Regions from separate parts of the Homo sapiens genome. Here region 2 is linked to region 1. Evidence: read pairs that join two places in POLR2A ChIA-PET (ENCODE). Cell type or tissue: PC-9. All regions are shown on one strand. Each heading gives the region's core, and the rest is flanking DNA. Links, peaks and the distances in the headings are about the cores only.

Region 1 (10,820 bases), core at 3,468-8,467:
TCCGCCTCCAGGGTTCAAGCGATTCTCCTGCCTCAGCCTCGTGAGTAGCTGGGATTACAGGCATGCGCCACCATGCGCAGCTAATTTTGTATTTTTCATAGAGACAGAATTTCTCCATGTTGGTCAGGCTGGTCTTGAACTGCCGACCTCAGGTGATCCGCCCGCCTCAGCCTCTTAAAGGGCTGGGATTACAGATGTGAGCCACCGCATCTGGCTAGTAGTCATTATTAAAACATACAATATTTCAATTACCCACTGTTTTTTATTTTTTTGTTGTTTGTTTGTTTTGGACAGCGTCTCGCTCTGTCGCCAGGCTGTTGTGCAGTGGCACAATCTCAGCTTACTGCAACCTCTGCCTCCCGGGTTCAAGCGATTCTCCTGCCTCCGCCTCCCAAGTAACTGGGACTACAGGCACGCGCCACCACGTCCAGCTGATTTTTGTATTTTTGGTAGAGACGGTGTTTCACCATGTTGGCCAGGATGGTCTTGATCTCTTAACCTCGTGATCCGCCAGCCTCGGCCTCTCAAAGTGCTGGGATTACAGGTGTGAGCCACTGAGCCCGGCCAATTACCCACTATTCTTAAAGGTCAGCAGTACTTCCCCAAAGGACAGGAATGCACCCCAAACAGAATCTTCTAATTTGCTTATTTAAAAAAAGTTTTAAATAGCTCAAACTGCAAAGACTTCTAAAACAAAGACCACTTGTAGCATATATTAATTAATCCATGTAGCCCAGAGTTTTGTCTAGCAAAACCCAAGTTCACACATTTGACCACATGCACACGAACCTCAGCCAACGCAGCCAACGCTCCCCAGAGGCTACTTCTGCAGCTAAGCATCTGTCCTTTCAGCTCCTGGCAGTTCCTGCCTTTTCTCTTGCCAGGCAACCAGAGCTCTAAAGGGATCTTAATGCACTAATGAGAAGCCATGACAACCAAGACCTGCGGTAGCTGCAAAGCACAAACACCAGTATCCACTTTTACTGAGCACGCATGCAATAAGCAATGTGCTAAGGAATCCAAGTAAATTAAAATCATTCCTCTAACCTAATAACTCCATAGGCACCTATAACACACCATAACTTGAAACTTTCTATCATTCTTTATATTTAAGAACTTATTAAAAGGCAGGCTTTACCATGCACCACTGGTAGTATAGCTTGCCTCAGCTGTTATAGTAACTATAGAAGTAGGGTTATTTTCTTGTTTGTTTCAATCTAGAGTCATAAGAGACCATCAAAAAAAAAAAAACCCTATTGAAACCATGTTTAGAGCGAAAAAGTCTATATTCTTTTTAGGGGATTAGTAGTCACCATTAAAAGGTATGATATTTCAATTACCCACAGTTATTTGAGATCAGCAGTATTTCCTCAAAGGACAGCACCTAAAACGGAATTTTCTCTAGGCACCTGTGGTATACCATAACACCAAAAAGCATCCCTCAAAAAAGAAACTAAAACTAAGATGCTATGCTCCATACCCAGATATCTGTTATTACTTCTGAAAACAATCTAAGTAATCTTGGGGATCCCATCCAGTAGATAAAAACGATGGCATCCTTTGGGGCATAAAGTGAAGGTAAGATTTCCACAGGCTCTGAAACAGCAGCTAGCAACTAGGGCCAAGAGACTGCACCTGTTTTTGAAAATAAACTTTTATAGCCAGGCGCAGTGGCTCATGCCTGTAATCCCAGCACTTTGGGAGGCCGAGGCAGGTGATCATCCGAGGTCGGGAGTTCAAGACCAGCCTGACCAACATGGAGAAACCCTGTCTCTACTAAAAATACAAAATTAGCTGGGCATGGTGGCGCAAGCCTGTAATCCTAGCTACTCAGGAGGCTGAGGCAGAGAATCGTTTGAACCCGGGAGGTGGAAGCTGCGGTGAGCTGAGATCGTGCCACACCATTGCACTCCAGCCTGGGCAACAAGAGTGAGACTCCATCTCAATCAATCAATCAATCAATCAAGTTTTATTAGAAGTCAGCTACACCGATTTTTTTTTTTTTTTTTTTTTATTGAGATGGAGTCTCGCTCTGTTGCCCAGGCTGGAGTGCAGTGGCACAATCTCAGCTCACCACAACCTCTGCCTCCCTGGTTTCAAGTGATTCTCCTGCCTCAGCCTCCCAAGTAGCTGGGACTACAGGCACGTGCCACCATGCCTGGCTAATTTTTGTATTTTTAGTAGAGACGGGGTTTCACCACGTTGGCCAGGCTGGTTTCGAACTCTTGACCTTGTGATCCACCCGCCTCGGCCTCCCAAAGTGCTGGGGTTACAGGCATGAGCCACTGCACCTGGCCTTATTTTTTTATGTGTATTTTCTATGGTTGTTTGTCTTCCCACTACAATGGCAGAGTTCCATACTTGAAACAGAGACCATACAACCTGAAAAGACTAAATATTTACTATATCTGGCCCTTTACAGAAAAAGACTGCCAACAGCAAACATCTCCAGCCTTCTCCAGATCACAACTTAAGAGGAATGTCATGTGCATGAGGCTAAGGAGTGTGGGCTGGCTTGAGATGGAAAAGGGGATTATGACTGCTATCCACCCTATACTACATATTAAGAAAATGAAATTATGGGAACTCATGGGAAGAAAGAATGACAGATGCAGCTGATTCCTCCCATATGATGGTTCACATCAGGCTTTTCCAAAGACTGAATGAAGAGCTCTAAGGTTTTCTTTCAGGTATTTAAAAAATCTTATGTAAGGGATGGCAGGGGAAAATAAAATTTTCTATATAACATACTATTTCACTCACATCAATGTTACACTGAAGCTCACACCTGAGATAGGCTGATATTTCTTTCAAAGAGAAGATTTCAAGTAAGCTTCCAAATAGCTATGATAATGTGTATGAATAGAACCAGATCCCAGAATGAACTTGAGGTAAATACCAAGGACTGAAATCAGTGAACCATCAAAACAAATATACTTGTCAAACATACAATACACAAGATGAAATATAATGAATCCCTTTGAAGGTCACTATATGTAGATACAAAAATACAGCTTGAAGATGATCTAGTCAAGAGACCCAGGTTCTAGTCCGGGTTTTGACTCTCCCTGTAACTTAGAAAAGTAATTTCCCCCATTTGTTTTTGGGGTTTTTTTTGTTTTTGTTTTTGTTTTTGAGACAGAGTCTCGCTCTGTTGCCCAGGCTGGAGTGCAGTGGCGCGATCTCGGCTCACCGCGAGCTCCGCCTCCCGGGTTCACCCCATTCTCCTACCTCAGCCTCCCAAGTAGCTGGGATTACAGGCATGCGTCCCCACACCCAGCTAATTTTTGTATTTTTAGTAGAGACAGGGTTTCACCATGTTGGTCAGGCTGGTCTTGAACTCCTGACCTCAGGTGATCCACCTGCCTCAGCCTCCCAAAGTGTTGGGATTACAGGCATGAGCCACTACGCCCAGTCTGGTTTTGTTTTTTGAGACAGAGTCTTGTTCTGTCACCCAGGCTGGTGTACAGTGGTGCAATCACAGCTCACTGCACCATCTACCTCCCAGGCTCCCAAAGGGCTAAGATTACAGGTGTGAGCCACAGTGACCAGCCAGTTTCCCCTTTGTACTTTATCTGTGAACTGAAGGACTAACGCTGCATGAGTGGTTCTCAACCATTCACATGCCTCAGAATCACCTGGAGGGATTTGTTAAAGCAAGGGGTGTTGGGTGCCAGGCTTCATTTTCAGTTCAGAAGTCATCATTCCCATCCTCACAGCAAGAAAACAGCTAAACAAACTGAAATCAATGGCCTTTCTTAGATCCATTAGAGAACTGGGGTCACAGAGCAAACAGCTACCACAAAATTTGAAGGAAAAAAATCACAAGAAAATACAGAGAATCACAGAAAAGATCAGATTACCAGAAGCAAAAGCTACATGAACCAGTAAGCAATACAGTAATCAATACCTGAACGGTAATTTTGACGAACTGCAGAAGACTGAGTGTGGACTAGCTTGAGAGTTAAAACTTCTGGAGGTCCAGACTTAAGAGGGACCTATATAGCTTTTACCTCCAGGAGCCTGAACAGGTTCTTACAAGAACATCAAAGAAAAAAATCCCCTCGTATTTTAGGCAGGGAGAGGGGAAAGTAACCATTTTGCAATTGCTCAGAGCATTCTCCATAACAAAGGCCCACCTGCTAAGAAAAACTACTTCGCAGGAGCTTTGTAGACCTGGGGAAAGGACAATTACTCAACTCCCTCTTGCCTTCTCACAGAAGGGGTGAGGGGAGGAAAGCTAATAAACTCTTCGGAAGATCACAGCCTAAAGACTTACGCCCACTAAAAAACTGAGATTTAATATTAGATTACAGAATGCACTCCTTCCCCAACACCTTTCCACCACATCAACAGAGCTCCAGTATAAAAAAAAAAATGCATTACAACTGACAGAGCTTCAAGACAGACTCTATTTAAGAAGGAGTTCTTAGGGAAACCCAAAGAAACCAGGGGTGGAAAAAAACAAGAAAACTACAGGAAACGGAAGCATCTAACCCACAGCAAACATGAAGCACAGTATGGCATTTTCTGAAAAAGCTAAACATAATGTTTTTTTGTTTGTTTGTTTGTTTGTTTGTTTTGTTTTGTTTTTTTGAGAAGAGTCTTGCGCTGTCACCCAGGCTGGAGTGCAATGGCACGATCTCGACTCACTGCAAGCTCTGCCTCCTGGTTTCATGCCATTCTCCTGCCTCAGCCTCCCCAGCAGCTGGGACTACAGGCACACACTGCCACGCCCGGCTAATTTTTTTGTATTTTTAGTAGAGACGGGGTTTCACTGTGTTAGCCAGGATGGTCTCGATCTCCTGACCTCGTGATCTGCCCACCTCAGCCTCCCAAAGTGCTGGGATTATAGGCATGAGCCACCACGCCCAGCCTGAAAAAGCTAAACATAATCTTACCATACAATCCCACAATCGTGCCCCTAAGCATTTGTCCAACTGACTTAAAAACTTATGTCCATACAAAAATCTGCACAAATTTTAGAGTAGTTTTATTCATAATCAGAGACAGAAGGCAACCAAGGTGTCCTTCAACCGTACTTCATGAATAGATATGCGAACTGTGGTGTTCACTGAGCAATAAAAAGAAATGAGCTCTAAAGAACAAGAAAGAGGAACATTAAACACATATTGTTAAGTGAAAGAAGCCAATCTGAAAGTATACACACTATATGATTCCAACCATAGAACTTTCTTTAAAAGGAACTTCAACTTTCTTTAAAAGACAAAACTATAGAGATAGTAAAAGGACCAGTGGTTGCCAGGGGCTGGGCAAAGAAGGGAGAGATGATTACATGGAGCACAGAAGTTTTAATGGTGGTGAAACTATTCTGCAGGATACTGTAACTGTGGATAAGCACATGACATTTACGTTTCTGTCAAACCCCACAGAATGTACAACACAAAGAGTGAATCTTAAACTGTAGACTTCAGTTAATAATATATTAATACTGCTTCATCAGTTGTAACAGATAAGCCACACTCATGCAAGATGTTAATAATAGGGGGAACTCTGTGTGTGTGTCTGTATATGTGTGTGTGTGGGAACTACTTATACTATCTGCCCAATTTTCAATTTTTCTTTTTTTTTTTTTTTTTTTTTTTTTTTGGTTTAGATGGAGTCTTGCTCTGTCACCCAGGCTGGAGTGCAGTGGCGCTATCTCAGCTCACTGCAAGCTCCGCCTCCCGGGTTCACGCCATTCTCCTGCCTCAGCCTCCCGAGTAGCTGGGACTACAGGCGCCCGCCACTACGCCCGGCTAATTTTTTGTATTTTTAGTAGAGACGGGGTTTCACCGTGTTAGCCAGGATGGTCTCAATCTCCTGACCTCGTGATCCGCCCACCTCTGCCTCCCAAAGTGCTGGGATTACAGGCGTGAGCCACCACGCCCAGCCCGATTTTTCTATAAATCTAAAAGTGTTCTAAAGTATAAAGTTTATTTAAAAAAAAAGAGAGAGAGAGAGAGTGAGTGTTGGGAGTCACTCCTCGATCCTAATTCAGTAAGTCTTGGGACAGGCCCAATAATTTACATTTTAACCAAATTCACAAGTGCTGCTGCTGGTTCAAGAGCCACATCTTGAAACCACTGGGCTACGGCTCCTTTTAGTTCTAAATTTTATTATTCTATTCACTAACATTTTCATGAGAACTGTGGTAACCAGCCCACAAAATGGCCCCCAGTGAGCTCTGCCTCCTGGTATTCAAACTCTTGACAATAATGTCTTCCAAGGCTACGTCATAAAAGACATTGCAGCTTTCACCTTGCTCTTATATGAATCCTTTCTTCTGGAAAGCCAGGTGCAGTATCATGAAGAAACTCAGGCAGCCCTATGAAGAGGTTCCATGTGCAAGGAACTGAAGCTTCTGCCAACAGCCAGCAAGAACTCTGCCAACCTTGTGAATGCACTATGTTGCAATTGGATCCTCCAGGCCCTATCAAGCCTTCAGTTGACTGCAACCTGAGAAGGGACCTCAAGCCACTCCTAAATTCCTGACCCACAAAAGGTGTGTGGGATAACAAATGCTGAATGTTGTTTTAAGCAGCAGTTTGGAGGTATTTTGTTACATATATCATATAGGAGCTTAATCTAAAATATGTATGTGGCTGGGCACGGTGGCTCACGCCTATAATCCCAGCACTGAGGCAGGCTGGATCACCTGAGGTCAGGAGTTCCAAACCAGCCTGGCCAACAGGGTGAAACCCCATCTCTACTAAAAGACACAAAAATTAGCCATGCATGGTGGTGGGTGCCTGTAATCCCAGCTACTCTACTCGGGAGGCTGATGCAGGAGAATTGCTTGAACCCAGAGGTGGAGGTTGCAGTCAGCCGAAATCGTGCCACTGCACTCCAGTCTAGGCAAAAAGGTGAGACTCCGTCTCAAAAATTAAAATAAAATAAAATAAAATGCATATAATATAACTGTTATTGTTGACCCTTCTTGCCTTTACTTTGATACAGCTGGAGAAGTCCTGAAAATGTGTCCAAATTCATTACAAGGTGAAGATCAATTTAAAGAACTCCTCCACATTTCTCAAAGTATTATATTAATAATGAATTATATCATTTCTTCAGGACATAAAGGATTTGGGGTGGGAGGAGAAGGGAAAGGAAGGAAGTGGAAACGAGATTTTCATCATCTTCCCTAAGCCATTGCTGGTCATCCTAGAGTAGAAATCTGAGAGTTTCACTTTATTGCTTAAAATCCTTTAATATTATAGTTTCCCAAAGCTTATGGAAGTGAATCCAGACACTGCTCATTGTCTGCACTACATCTACCAAGCAGGCTCATGAGGCAGCACAAGGGGTGCACACAAACATGGGCTGACTTTGCAAGACCTTGGATAAGTTACTTAATCTCCCTGCCTCGGTCTGCTCAACAGTAAAATGAAGGTAATTATACTACCAATATAGTTACTATAGGGAATTAATACATTAAAACATAAAAAACACTTAAAAGAGGACGTTGCCTAAGTGCTCAATAAATGTCAGCTATCATCATCATCTGCCATTGCATCTCTCATAACCCAGACTATTTCAAGCCATTATGAACTACTGGAATTTTCAAACTCACCAACACTGTTTTATGCTTTTGCACCTTAGAAAAGGGACTTTCTCTGTCTGGAATGGCCTTCCTTCACTTCTCTCTCAATTATCCTTCTCAACTTCCTTATATAGCCTTCTCTGATTTCCCTTTTACTTACCGCATCCCTCATAGACACACCTACAGAGAATATTTAAATTATTTATTATTTGCCTCTCCCACAAAATTGTATGCTTGATAATAATACTTGATACTTATTGTGTCAAGTACTGTGTGCCAGCCACTGTTTTATATTAAGCACTTTACTTAGACTATCTAACTTAAACTTCTTAATAACTCATAATTATCCTAGTTTTATTGACAGTAAAATCTATAACATATATAAATAAAGAATAAGAATTCAAACCTTAGCTGTTTGGCTGCAATTTGTTACAATCTAAAATCTAAGGACTAGGAGGTGGAGATTTCTGACATGCTGAAAATATCAAGGAAGCAATTAAACCTTCCAGCAGTTAGCATAAGTGCACACAGTTTAAAAATTTATAATATATATGCATGGTACTGTAGGTGGGCTACCCCACACCCCCAGTCATATCAGCTTCTTGCTTATACTTTCTGGAGATATTTCATGCATATACAGCATGCACACACATATATGTACATCTCTTTGTTACACAAATAGTAGTATACTTCATATAGCCTTCTGAGCCCATTTTTACTTCCTGTATCTTTGAGATTGTTCCGTGTCAGTCCATACAAAGTGCCTCATTCTTTTTCACTGCTGCAGAGAATTCCACCATATTCCATAATAATATGGTTTGGACTTGTGTCCCCACCCAAATCTCATGTCAAATTGTAATCCCCAGTGTTGGAGGTGGGGCCCGGTGGGAGGTGATTGGATCACGGGGCGGTTTCTCATGAATGGTTTAGCACCATCCCCTCGGTGCGAAGTTCCCATGAGATCTGGTCGTTTAAATTGTATAGCACCTTCCGCCTCTCTTCCTCCTACTCCAGCCATGTGAAGATGCCTGCTCCAGCTCTGCCTTCCACCGTGAGTAAAAGCTCCCTGAGGCCTCCCCAGCCTTGCTTCCTGTACAGCCTGCAGTACTGTGAGCTAACTAAACCTCTTTCCTTTATAAATTGCCCAGTCTTCAGTATTTATAGCAATGCAAGAACAGACTATTATATTTACCATATTCAACCACTCTCCTATATTGTTTGTAGCCTTTTGTTGTAATATAAAATCCTAAAGCAAAATCCTTATACACAAAGAAATGGATAGAGGATGATTCTACAGTAAATATGGTAAATGTATACGCTATAGCAAATATAGTAAAATGCAACTGTAGAATCTAAACGGTGAGTGCAGGGGTGCTCTCACTATCATAATTCCTGCAATTGTTCTGCATTTAAACCATCAGTTTGTTTGTTTGTTTGTTTGTTTGTTTGTTTTTTGGAGACAGAGTCTTGCTCTGTTGCCCAGGCTGGAGTGCAGTGGCACAATCTTGGCTCACTGCAAGGTCCGCCTCCTGGGTTCATGCCATTCTCCTGCCTCAGCCTCTTGAGTAGCTGGGACTACAGGCGCCCGCCACCACGCCTGGCTAATTTTTTGTATTTTTTAGTAGAGACGGGGTTTCACCGTCTTAACCAGGATGGTCTCAATCTCCTGACCTCGTGATCCACCCACCTCGGCCTCCCAAAGTGCTTGGATTACAGGTGTGAGCCACCGCGCCCGGCCTATACTTGTTCTTAAAGTGAGCATCATGTTTTTCTTTCAACTTCTCAATAAATTGCTAATATGAAATATTTTATCAACTTCAAAACAATCCCCAAATTTCAAAAATATAATAATCTTGGAATGTTTGTTACCCTTGGCTTATATCATAGAAGAACAGAGGAGGCAATTATCAGAAGAGTCACATTTCAACTTCCATCATTTTACCCAAGGGACAGTCAAGTAAAGTAAAACTGCCCTAAGTGTCTTATTTTCTTGGGTCTCTCAACACTCTTTTAGGCAAACACTTGGTCTTCACCAAGAACAAAGAGTTATAGGTGTCTGTTACCTCTAGGAGAAGCAAGGGGGAAAAAAAAAAAAAAAAAAAAAAAACTAAAACCTTTGGAGAGTCATTGTTTGACATCTTCCTTCTCAGCTTCCTTCTTATATAATTCCCAGGAGTCCTAGCCAATAAAGAATGGTTTAACTCTTCTTTCTGAAAAAAACAAATGATTATCTTTCTTTAGAAAATGTATTCCTCTTTCCTCTGAAGACTCAGAAGCAGACCTTTCAGGAGAATTTCTGGATTAGAGTGTGCCATTTCAGCCAAGGGACTTCCTCTACCAGGGTCCAAAGATAACACATTCTAATGAATGCTTGCTGGACTGTTTCCTTTTTTTTTCTGACAATTTGAAGGTCTTCAATGAAAGCATGCCAGTATTACCACAGACTTATCTTAGGGCAGTGCTTTGGTAAACCAAATTCAGAAGCTTTAGAAAAGACTAGAAACTAATAAGTCAGCTATACATCCACTTAGAGTTTGCCAGACAGAGAAAAAGGAAAATAACATTCCAGTCACAAAGAATAAATCACAGAGGGCTTTAAGGCTTAATTGCCACGTTTTCCCTCCAAAAGAATCAAAAGTTTATCACACTTGTTTCCTAAATCTCCAAAAATGTGAGTTATTGAGAGAAGAGTCATACAATTTTTAGGAATTTCCATTTCTTCCGTTGTCGAACCTTTGAAAAACAATTGCAAGTTGAAGAGAACTCACATGACCCAGAAACTGTTCTGAGCTCTATCAATGTTCAGGAAGCAGAATTTTTTTTTTTTTTAACTTTTTAAACTCTTTTTGTAGAGACAGGATTTCCCTATGTTGCCTAGGCTGGTCTCCAACTCCTGGGCTCAAGTGATCCTCCTGCCTTGGCCTCCCAAAGTGCTAAGATAACAGGTGTGAGCCACCACACGTGGCTGGAAAAAAATGTTTTCATCCAGAGAGTAAAACTCAATGAAGTGGCACAGCACGCAGTACATTTCAACTTTCCCCTCTTAAAGATTTCAGCCTACACACTCCAATTTCACACTCAATGAAAGCTTAAGCAAAATGTTAGCATAAATCAAAGTTTTAAATCATTTTAGATTGTTAACTAGCAAATGTCCTGCAGAAATTTTAAAACTCACTAAATAAATTATAAATCTAGTTATGAGAACAAAGCACACTGTGGAATATAAGGATGCAGAATAAACAGCTATTCAGAAAGTGTGTCCAATTTTTGTCCCACC
Region 2 (10,820 bases), core at 3,906-8,905, 1.9 Mb before region 1:
GGGAGTGATAATAAGAAATTGGTACAAAGTGTGAAATTATCAGATAGAAAGAAAAAAGATGTTATAGTGGAAAAAATTACTCATTTATGATTAAAAATAATCTCAAAGTGATGACTGGAAGTATAAATTCAGATATTTGAAGAAGAAATGGAATGTTGATAGGGTTATTGTATTGAATCAACACATGCACACGTATAAAGAATGCTCCCCAAAATGGGGACGCTTAGAGGACAAATAAGTTGATTGGATTGGTTTTAAGAAAAATATTGTTTGTCTTTTTAAAAAGTAATTGAAATAACCCTTCTTAGTGAAGAAAATGAAAACTTTGATGGAAGTTCAGCAGAATGGAATATTTAAAAAGATTCAAGAGAAGGATTTTTTTATTGCGAATCCACAAGGGGGTAGTGATGTTCTTTCAAAGATATTTGTGGTGGCAACAATGTGAGATGATCTCTTCACATTTTAGATTTACAGATAAAACTGGCATGTTTGCATTTTAACTTAATAAGATCTTCTTTTTAAAATGTTTATTGGCAAAATTGTTTATTGCTTAAATTAAAAAAAATCCATTTTGGGTGAATGGCTACTTTAAGCCATATGAATGGTAAAGAAGAGAGAATGTCCTTACAGTTTTGTGCTTTGGAGAGGTCACCAAGGATGTGAGGGTCACTGTTATTTTCTAAGAATGTAATAATCTTAAATTCCCTGGGAAACATTAGACATCTAGGAATCAGTTACTTAAGTGTCCTGAATAAAAGGATTTTAGTAAATTGTGTCTAAACTTTACAGAAGTTTGTATTACTAGTTGTATTTTCAGTGCTGCCGAGAGATGAAAAATATGAACAATCCATGCCACTAGCCACTTTTAATAGTTCTAAGTAAATCAAATTTTTATAATCTTTTTTATTAGTTTATATTACATCATTAGATAAAGGCTTTTTTTTTGTTTTTTTTGTTTTTTTGTTTTTTTGTTTTTTCTTCCCTCACATAAAAATTCAGGAGCTTTCTTCTGGTCACTGAGTTCCACCCCATATTATTCAGAATTACTTAAAATCAGGTGTGGTAGGCCTGTGCTGGGTCATTTTCAGTGGAGGACTGCCTAGCTGTATTATGCACTCATTTTTGAAAGTTATGCCGTGTGGTGGGAGAAAGATTTAAAGTTGGGGGGCGGCTGTGTCCTACTTATTTAGAGACACAACTAGTCATCACCTGTAACAAATGTGACTTCTTTTAAAACTTATTTTATCTTACTTTTTTTTAGAGACAGGGTCTCGCTCTGTTGCCCAGACTAGAGTGCAGTAGTGCAATCCATAGCTCACTGAAGCCTTGGCCTCCTGTGCTGAAATGATCCTCCTGCCTCAGCCCCCTGAGTGACTGGGACTACAGGTGTGTGTCACCATGGCTGCTTAGGTTTTTTTTTTCTCTTTTTCGTAGAGGTGGGGTCTTGCTGTATTGCCCAGGCTGGTCTTGAACTCCTGGTCTCAAGCAGTCCGTCTGCCTCAGCCTCCCGAAGTGCTGGGATTTACAAGTGTGAGCTACCATGCCCTGCCTAAAAAATATTATTTCTAACAATAACACAAAATAATTATGTGGTTTAGAAGTTATGATAGTTTGTGCCATATACATTGTATATTTTTCATTTTTGGTTTGTGGAAAAGGTTGTTAATTGAGCTTTTCTCTTTTTTTCTCCATTCCCTCATTCTGAGCAAGGAATGACTTTTTCTTTTATTTCCTTTACGAAATGACTTTGGTGTTTTAACATTCCAGAAGATACACTGTTTTTTATATGCTACTCTAAACTCTGCTGGGAACTGAACTATGACGTCAGCATTTTCATTCATGAATCTGATTCTTCTAAATTTTTTTCCTGTTTTGTATTCCTGAGCTGACTTCTGGCACATGCACAAATCAGTTTACCATTAGTCAGCCCATAAATCACTGATAAAAGGTAAAACAAAAGATAAGATACTGGAGTTATTTTGATAGTGCTATAGTTCTCATGCTGATTTGCATCAGTACAGTTTGGATAAGGTTTCTGGCTAAACAGATTGAAACCTAAAAAGTCAATTTAATTATCTCATGATTTTGTGACTTGAACTGTGTTGTGAACATATTGACACAATATTTTTGTTCTTACAGGAAGTTGAGAGTGCTATGCTATGGCTCCTTTGTTATAAAATAGCATTTCTTTTTTTTTTTTTTTTTTTTTTTTTTGGAGACGGTCTCACTGTGTCACTCAGTCTGGAGTGCAGTGGCATGATCTCTCTCGGCTTACTGCAGCCTCGACTTCTTGGGCTCAGGTGATCCCTCAGCCTCACAAGTAGCTGGGACTACAGGCACGCGCCACCATGCCTGGCTAATTTTTGTATTTTTTGCGGAGATGGAGTTTCGCCGTGTTGCCCAGGCTGGTCTCCAACTTGTGAATGCAAGTGATCCACCCACTTTGGCCTCCCAGAGTGCTGGGATTACAGGCGTGAGCCACTGAGCTGGCCTAAAGTAGCATTTCTTGTATAATTTGACTAAGTTGGAAGATTATATAATGCTTTATTTCAGAGAGGTTAGGCCTAGAGATTAAATGATGTTTTATTCAAATTACCTTTGTAATGGATTTAGATTTTTTTTTGGAGCATTTTCTTGCCTTTGACATATTTTAAATAACTTCATTGTTTGATACTTTTATTTTAAGATATTATTATTGTGGTGGAACTAGCCTAGTATTCCTTGTATTGGACTTAGGGTGCATCTACCCTGGATTGTGCACTCGTGTAGCTGTTGACTCCGGTTTCTCCTCTAGGGAGGTCACTGCTTGCAGTTCAGTACTACGTTAGAACAGTTCTTGAAGAAATCTTATTTGGAGTTTTCTTCTGCAGGCCAAATTTCAGGCTAAGCCTCCGGCCCATAGTATCTTTCAAGCCTGCTGTAGCTGATGAATGGTGAGCCGTAAAAAAGTTTATTTTCTCTACTTTCGTGGGGGATTTGCTGACTTTCTGGATACTCAATTGCCAAGAAACATTTAGAAATAAAACGTGTTATATTTAGGAATCATCATTTTAGCTAAATAATAATGCATGATTAGAATTGATGATTCAAGCTGCAACCACTTTGATTGATACCCAGTCTTACTCTTGAGATCACTTTTTTTTCTGAGACAGTCTTGCTTTGTCACCCAGACTGGAGTGTAGTGGCGTGATCTTGTGTCACTGCAGCCTCCACTTCTCGGGCCTAAGCAGTCCTCCTGCCTCAGTCCCCCAAGTGACTGAGGCTATAGGTGCGTGCCACCATGCCAGGCTAATTTTTGTAGAGACGGGGTTTTGCCCTGTTGTCCAGGCTGGTCTCATACTACAGGGCTCAAGTGATCCTCCTGCATCGGCCTCCCAAAGTGCTGGGATGACAAGCATGAACCACCACGTTCGGCTGAGATGACTTTTTATTTTTTATTTACTGGGTTTTTTTTTTTTTGAGATGGAATCTAGCTCTGTCACCCAGGCTGGAGTGCAGTGGCATGATCTTGGCTCACCGCAACCTCTGCCTCCTGTGTTCAAGCAATTCTCCCACCTCAGCCTCCTGAGTAGCTGGGATTACATGCATGCACCACCACGCCTAGCTAATTTTTGTTTTTTTTAGCAGAGACGGGGTTTTACCATGTTGGCCAGGCTGGTCTCAAACTCCCGACCTCAGCTGATCTGCCTGCCTCTGCCTCCCAAAGTGCTGGGATTACAGACGTGAGCCACCGCGCCTGTCTTGAGATGACTTTTTAAATGCCATAACAACTCACAGATCCTGTGTCCTCCCATTCTTAAATGAAACTAGAGCTTTGTGTTCCTTTAGGTTAAACTAAATTATCTAATAGGTAACAGAAGAGTGGTCTGTTAGCTGGCTTTCTCCTTTCAGTAGATTTGCTAAGAGAAAGGAAATAAAAGCAAGTAGACTGTGAATAAACATTGAAGATGACTTAAATGACATTGTTTTCCCTAATAATGAAATAATTTATATATTATTTAAATATAATTTCTATAAAAGAATCTATTTGCAAGTGATAATGAAGAAAGGAATTTTTTTTTTTTTTTTTGAGACAAAGTCTTGCTCTTGTCCCCCAGGCTGCAGTGCGATGGCGCGATCTTGGTTCATTGCAACCTCCGCCGCCTTGGTTCAAGCGATTCTCCTGCCTCGCCCCCCAAGTAGCTAGGATTACAGGTGCTGAACACCACGCTGGGCTAATTTTTGTATTTTTAGTTGAGACACCATGTTGGCCAGGCTGGTCTTGAACTCCTGACCTCAGGTGATTCACCCACCTCGGCCTCCCAAAGTGCTGGGATTACAGGTGTGAGCTACCGCACCCAGCCTAAAAAAGGAATATTTAATGGTAGAGGGCTCTGTAAAAACCCCCTAATTTTCAAAGCCATGTGCCACTGTAGAATTTATGAAAAGTTATGGGCTATTATTATTAGGTTTCAAAAAGTCTGGAATACTGGCGGTAGCATCAGAATTATTTATTTATTTATCTTTTGAGACAGAGTCTATCTCTGTCGCCCAGGCTAGAGTGCAGTGATGCAAGCTCCACTTCTCGAGTTCACGCCATTCTCCTGCCTCAGCCTCTTGGGTAGCTGGGACCACAGGCGCCCACCACCACACCTGGCTAATTTTTTTTTTTTTTTTTTTTTTTGAGACGGAGTCTCGCTCTGTCGCCCAGGCCGGACTGCGGACTGCAGTGGCGCAATCTCGGCTCACTGCAAGCTCCGCTTCCCGGGTTCACGCCATTCTCCTGCCTCAGCCTCCCGAGTAGCTGGGACTACAGGCGCCCGCCACCGCGCCCGGCTAATTTTTTGTATTTTTAGTAGAGACGGGGTTTCACCTTGTTAGCCAGGATGGTCTCTATCTCCTGACCTCATGATCCGTCCGCCTCTGCCTCCCAAAGTGCTCGGATTACAGACGTTAGCCTCCACCTCCACGCCTGGCTAAAGCGTTATCATTTTTATCTAACCCTGAACCAATCAGTGATTGGTTAGTTCTCTAGCTGTGAAGGCTTTGCACTTCCTAGACAGCTTGTAGAACAAGCCCACTTGGATTCCCAGCTCAAACTCTTTCCTTTTTACTATTTATTTATTATTTATTTATTCGTTACTTATTATTAATTAAAAAAATTTTTTAGAGACAAGAGTCTTGATCTGTCACCCAGGCTAGAGTGCCATCACAGCTCACTGCAACCTTGAACTCTTGGGTTCAAGTGATCCTCCTGCCTCAGCCTCCTGAGTAGTGAGGACTACGGGCGTGTGCCACCACACCCGGCTAATTCTTTTTTAATTTTATGGAGAAAGGGTCTTGCTATGTTGCGCAGGCTTGTCTTGTACTCCTGGCCTCAAGCAGTCATCCTGTCTCAGCCTCCCAAAGTGCCAGGCTTACAGGCATGAGCCGCTGTGCCTGGCTTGTACTCTTTCACTAGCTGGGAATGCTGGTGAGCAGGACTCAAGGATCCCAGCAGAGCTGCATCCTGTGCTGTCTTTGCTGCCACTTAGGTGGACCAGGAGCTAGAAGCCTTTCTCTCCATGGCCTCCATACCTTCTTTTACCAGATGGTATTTCTGCATTTATCACTCTTGATTCCAGCACAGCTTTTCCTCATCTTGCTTTTCTCAGACCTCAGCTCTTATGTAATGAGATAGTTGGTAGTCATTTTGAGGGGATTCATGTGTTGGGTAAAGGGTTTTCCTAGCGATGACCTCGAAAGTTCCTTCCCATTAATAATAATTACTATTAATAATTAATAGCAATAACTAATGATAAAACAGAACAGTTGCAGCAATATACTGTAATAAAAGTTGTGTGAATGTGGTCTCTCTCTCTCTCTGATTATCTTATTGTACCATACTCACCTATTTTTGGACCTTAGTTGACCGCTTGTAACTGAAACCATGGATAAGAGGGGGACTATTGTGTAAGGAAATGAAGTCGGAGATATGGAATTTCATTTCAGGGCTTGCTTTCCTGATATTCAGCTATTCTGTATAACTGTATCTTTTCCTTTTGAGGTCCTTGCTCCAGGACAAGAATAATATGTTGACTCAAGCTGTATGGGGGGATTTGAACTACAGACACTCAGATATCTCCTTTCTGAGGTACATAGAGGGCTTAATTTTTTAGGTCTGTCTGTTTAATATACTATATTTACTTTAAAAAACGTAGGCCGGGTGCTGTGGCTCGGTGCCTATAATCTAAGCACTTTGGGAGGCCGAGACGGGAGGATTGCTTTAGCCCTGGAGTTCGAGACCAGCCTGGGCAACATAGTGAGACCTTGTCTCTACTAAAAATAGAAAAAATTAGCCAGATGTGTTGGTGTGCGCCTGTGATCCCAGGTACCTGGGAGGCTGAGGTTGGAGGATTACTTGAGCCCTTGAGGTCAAGGCTGCAGTGAGCTACGATCACGCCACTGCACTCCAGTCTGGATGACAGAGTGAGATCCTGTCTCAAAACAAACAAAATGTAAAAAAATTTAAATTTATTAAAAAAGATGTACAACACCAAAATGTTCATAGTTATTCTGTATGACAGATCTGAGGTCTTTGTTCAGACATAGATGAGGGTTCATAGTTTTGGAAAATAGACTTAAATAATATATGATTACAGATGAAAAATATTTGCTAACCTCAGACTTTTTATGTTTAAGGTAGTATTTATATTCATTTAGTTGTACTTTCTGGAGTTGATTAATATAACTGTTATTAAAATCTATCGATTCCCAGTAATTCAGTAAATGAAGACTCTTCCTATTTAGAAACTCGTGTGGATTGGGGAGTTGCTGTGGGCCCACTGTCATTGATCATATCACATCTTCACTTGAACCTGCTCCCTGGGCCTCCTATAGGCCTCGCGTTTGGAGAGGCCGTGAACATAATTTATTTTTGGAAGTTTCTTTCATTTTTAAAGATACTGAGAGGCAAGTTGAAGTTCCTGGTGTTCGTGTAAACATTCCCTGCCTTATCCTTTCCATCTCAGCCATTATGAAATGTTCTGGCTGAATCATTTGCTTTCACAAAGCTTTGATGAAAGTTTCTTCCTCATTTGGTTTTCTTGATAGAGGCTGTTGTGCTAAAAAGAAAGCTATAACAAGTTAGAAGGGTGGAGAGTGGGCACTTAACATTTTTGAAGTACTTGTCTTTCTTCCTAGGGGTCCTCCAGAAATTGATCATAGATAACTTGACCAAATTCAAGGCCCAGAGATTTCTTCCAGGCATTCTGGGAGGGAAGGAACATCAGGCTTTCTGTACTGAATCTAATTATTCTAAATATTTCCCACTGCAGCTTGTATGAGTGTTTTCTGATGCAAATATGGTGATAGTGGCGACCTCTCTAACTGGGCTAAATATCCTTGACAGCTTTTTATCTGTCCTCTCCAAGTATTTTTAGTCTCTTTAGCTTCTGTGGCCATGTCTGGAGGAACTGAGGATGGATTTAGCTGCTCTGGTGCTGCTCCAAGTTGTTGTGGGTGCTCTTTGCTACCTTCGTCACTGTCCTGCCACAGTCCTGCCACTGATGAGGCTCCTGGCCCTTGTCATTTGATGAGGGAACATAAACACTTGTTTAATAAAAATAAAAAAGTCATGATTTTCAGAATGCTTTGAAAATAAGCTATGGCTAATGGTGATACACAATAGGAATGTCCCTAATTTCACTAAATTGTATGCTCAAAAAGGGTTAAAGTGGTAAATTTTATGTTATGCATATTTTGCCACAATTAAAAAAATAAAAACTTCAAATGGATTTGAAGCTTAATGAGAAAACTAGTTATAATGTCCTAACAGTAAATATATGGCCAATATTTTCATGACCCCAAGGTGGGAGGCTGTGCCTTAAATAAACTGTCAGAATCACACATTAAAAAAAAAAAAAAGTGATGGTAATCAGGCCCTGAGGTTCATTTATACAGAAAGTGATTTTTAGGTGAGATTTTAATATTTGCAATATTTATATTTGTAAAGAGGATTGGCTAGCTCATTCAGAAAAGTCTGAGGTTCTTAATAAACACTAGGAAACAGATGGTTTGGGGTTGATGTCAGGGAAGGTAAGCAGGCCGTGCTTTAGATTAGAGCACTTTTGATTGCAAGTCCCATGAGCCACACAGTTTAGGCCAAGTGAAAGCAGTTTTAGTCTAAGAAGAGCAGAAGCAATCGTAGCCTCTCGGGACAGAAACTGAAGTGCAGCTGGGCAGTGGGAACTGGATCTGGAGAGTCTGGAGTACATGTCTTCTCTGGAGCTGGGCTTTTTCCATTCACATGTAGCTTCCTTGCTTGAGTTACATGTAGTGGCCTTAGTCATGGCTCCTGCATGTCCTGACTCTAGTTCCAGTACTCATCATCATCTGACTCCCATTTCTATGGCTCAGTACAAAAATATTCAAGACTGGGTATTGGACTGACTCCTCTCAGCCATTTGCTTTGTTTCCATAGGCCAGGTGATCATCTCACTCTGGTCGACTATGAAAGAAGGTTGGTTAGATCCAGCAGCCTGCTGATCATTTAGAGGGTCTTAGAGTGAGAGGAGATTGTGTGAGAAGCTGGTTATCATAGCAGGGGGTCCTGGCACCTCAAACTCTGTCCCCATCAAACAGTGTAAAAGAAAAGATATTGACTCCTAAAGGAGTGTCTTATGTTCAGATGCTATAGAGTTTTGCAGAGAAAGTGTTCAGTGTAGCTACAGATAGAAGGCCAAGTGTCCTTGGTCAGCCAGCCTGGGTGTGTGTGGAGTAAGTTAGTGGTAGGTGTAGTAACTGTCTCAAAGCTTTTTCTTTGTCTCTCTCTCTCTCTTTTTTTTTTTTGAGACAAGGTCTTATTCTGTCGCCCAGGCTGGAGTGCAGTAGCACAATTTCAGCTCACTGAAGCCTCGACAGCCTGGGCTCAAGTGATCCTCCCACCTCAGCCCCCCAAGCTGAGGACTTAGCTGGAAAACACAGGCATATGCCACAACGCCCGGCTGATTTTTATGTTTTTAGTAGAGACAGGGGTTTCATTATGTTGCCTAGGCTGGTCTTGAACTCTTGGCCAGCTCAAGCAATCCACCTGCCTCAGTCTCTCAAAGGGCTGGGATTACAGGCGTGAGCCACCGTGCCCGGCCCCAGAACTTTTTCTTTGAATAGTGGAGAAGCAGAACACCTTGGAATGCTATGGTCTGTGCGGTCTTTGCCCTGTGGGTGTTCTCAGGTGGAATCAGGCAGTTTGGGTGATGTCAGTATCATTTGAGGTCTTCCACAGTTCAGCTATTTGGGTGGGCTTCCCCACTTTTCCCCTTGTTTTGGGTCGGTAAACATAAAAGGATGGAGATGTGTATCCTTAGTAAGAATGGGAGACGTTGCCTTCAGAATGGGTAGAAAGCAGAAAACAAGCGGGGAAGAAAACAGAAAACAGCCTCTCTTTAAGTGTATGTGGCTGCCTGTGTGCACAGTCCTTCACCTTTTCCTTAGTATATCCCTCCTGCCTCTGATCTCTTGTTGTTCTTGATTTTTCATGGTAGAAGGAGGAAACAAAATTATAGAAGACAGGTGGAATACTGTGAAAGAATAGTAGTTTGGAGATAACTATGTAAAGGGCTACTAGCCTGCGCACCGTTGAATTCTCTGAATTTACAGCTGTTTAGTCATTGATGTTTCATAGTGTTGACCTTGAGTAAATTCAGAAAAGCAATACTGAGTATGTTCTGCTAAACAAAAGAGGAAAGTGTATGTTTTTAAAGAAACAACCTTCACAGTGGTTTCAGTAGTTACAGGGATTTGGTTCTTTTTTAAATTATTTTATTTCTTTTTAAAGATGGTCTCACTCTGTCATCCAGGCTGGAGTGCAGAGGTGTGATCGTAGCTCACTGGCACCTTGAATTCCTGGACTCAAGTGATCCTCCTGCCTCAGACTCCCAAGTGGTTAGGAGTACAGGCATGTATCACCATGCCTAGCTGATTAAAATTTTTTTTTTTTTGGCCAGGCATGGTGGCTCACGCCTGTAATCCCAGCACTTTGGGAGGCTGAGGCGGGTGGATCTCCTGAGGTCAGGAGTTCCAGACCAGCTTGGCCAACATGGGTGAAACCCCTTCTCTACTAAAAAAAATACAAAAAGCTGGGCATGGTGGCGGGTGCCAGTAATCCTAGCTACTTGGGAGGCTGAGGCAGGAGAATCAGTTGAACCCGGGAGGCAGAGGTTGCAGTGTGTCGAGATTGTGCCATCGCACTCCAGCCTGGGAAACGAGCGAAACTCTTTTTTTTTTTTTTTTTTTTTGGTAAAGACAGGGTCTCAATATGTTGCCCAGGCTGATCTTAAACTCCTGGCCTCAAGTGATCCTCCAGCCTTGGCCTCCCGAAGTGCTGGGATTGCAGGTATAAGCCACTGTGCCCAGCCTGATTTGTTTTTTAATAATAGCTTAAGATGTAATTCATATATTATAAAATTAACCCTTTTAAAATATATAATTGAGTGGGTTTTCTTTTGTATATTTACATGTTTCGTGCAACTGTCCCCACTCTCTAATTCCACATTTTCATCACTCCAAAAAGAAAATCTGTACCCATTAGCAGCCACTCCCTGTTGCCTCCTCCTCCCGGCCCTAGTCAATTACTAATCTGCTTTATTTCTTTATGCATATTTATGCCTAGTGTGAACATTTCATATAAATAGAATCATGTAGTGTTTGTCCTTTTGTGACTTGACTGGCTTATTTCCCTTAGCATAATGTTTTCAAGGTTTTTATCTATGTTGTATGTAGCATGTACTGTTACTTCATCCCTTTTTTAAAATTAAAAAATTTTAAATTTAATATAATAGAGATGGGGGTCTCGCCATGTTGCC

The links. ChIA-PET counts read pairs that join two places held together with the same protein. Peaks named below come from ENCODE experiments on the same cell type or tissue, not always from the same donor. Only the 100,000 strongest peaks of a DNase experiment are listed, where the experiment ranks them.
Region 2: POLR2A ChIA-PET joins it to region 1 with 15 read pairs; 1 of 35 experiments calls an interaction of 5 or more read pairs at or near these places.

The regions. Positions count from the first base shown.
Region 1 is chr1:8,727,226-8,738,045 of GRCh38, forward strand. The region is part of intron 1 of RERE (arginine-glutamic acid dipeptide repeats); the gene reads right to left. Among named protein-coding and RNA genes, the nearest start is that of RERE, 85 kb to the right of the region's middle. RefSeq lists an enhancer at 3,187-3,686 and a silencer at 4,669-4,838. In PC-9, for the core only: no CTCF peak of the experiment used is centred there; a DNase peak (open chromatin) is centred at 6,476.
Region 2 is chr1:6,793,945-6,804,764 of GRCh38, forward strand. The region is part of intron 1 of CAMTA1 (calmodulin binding transcription activator 1); the gene reads left to right. Among named protein-coding and RNA genes, the nearest start is that of CAMTA1, 14 kb to the left of the region's middle. In PC-9, for the core only: no CTCF peak of the experiment used is centred there; a DNase peak (open chromatin) is centred at 6,997; H3K4me3 peaks cover 613 bases; H3K27ac peaks cover 1,478 bases.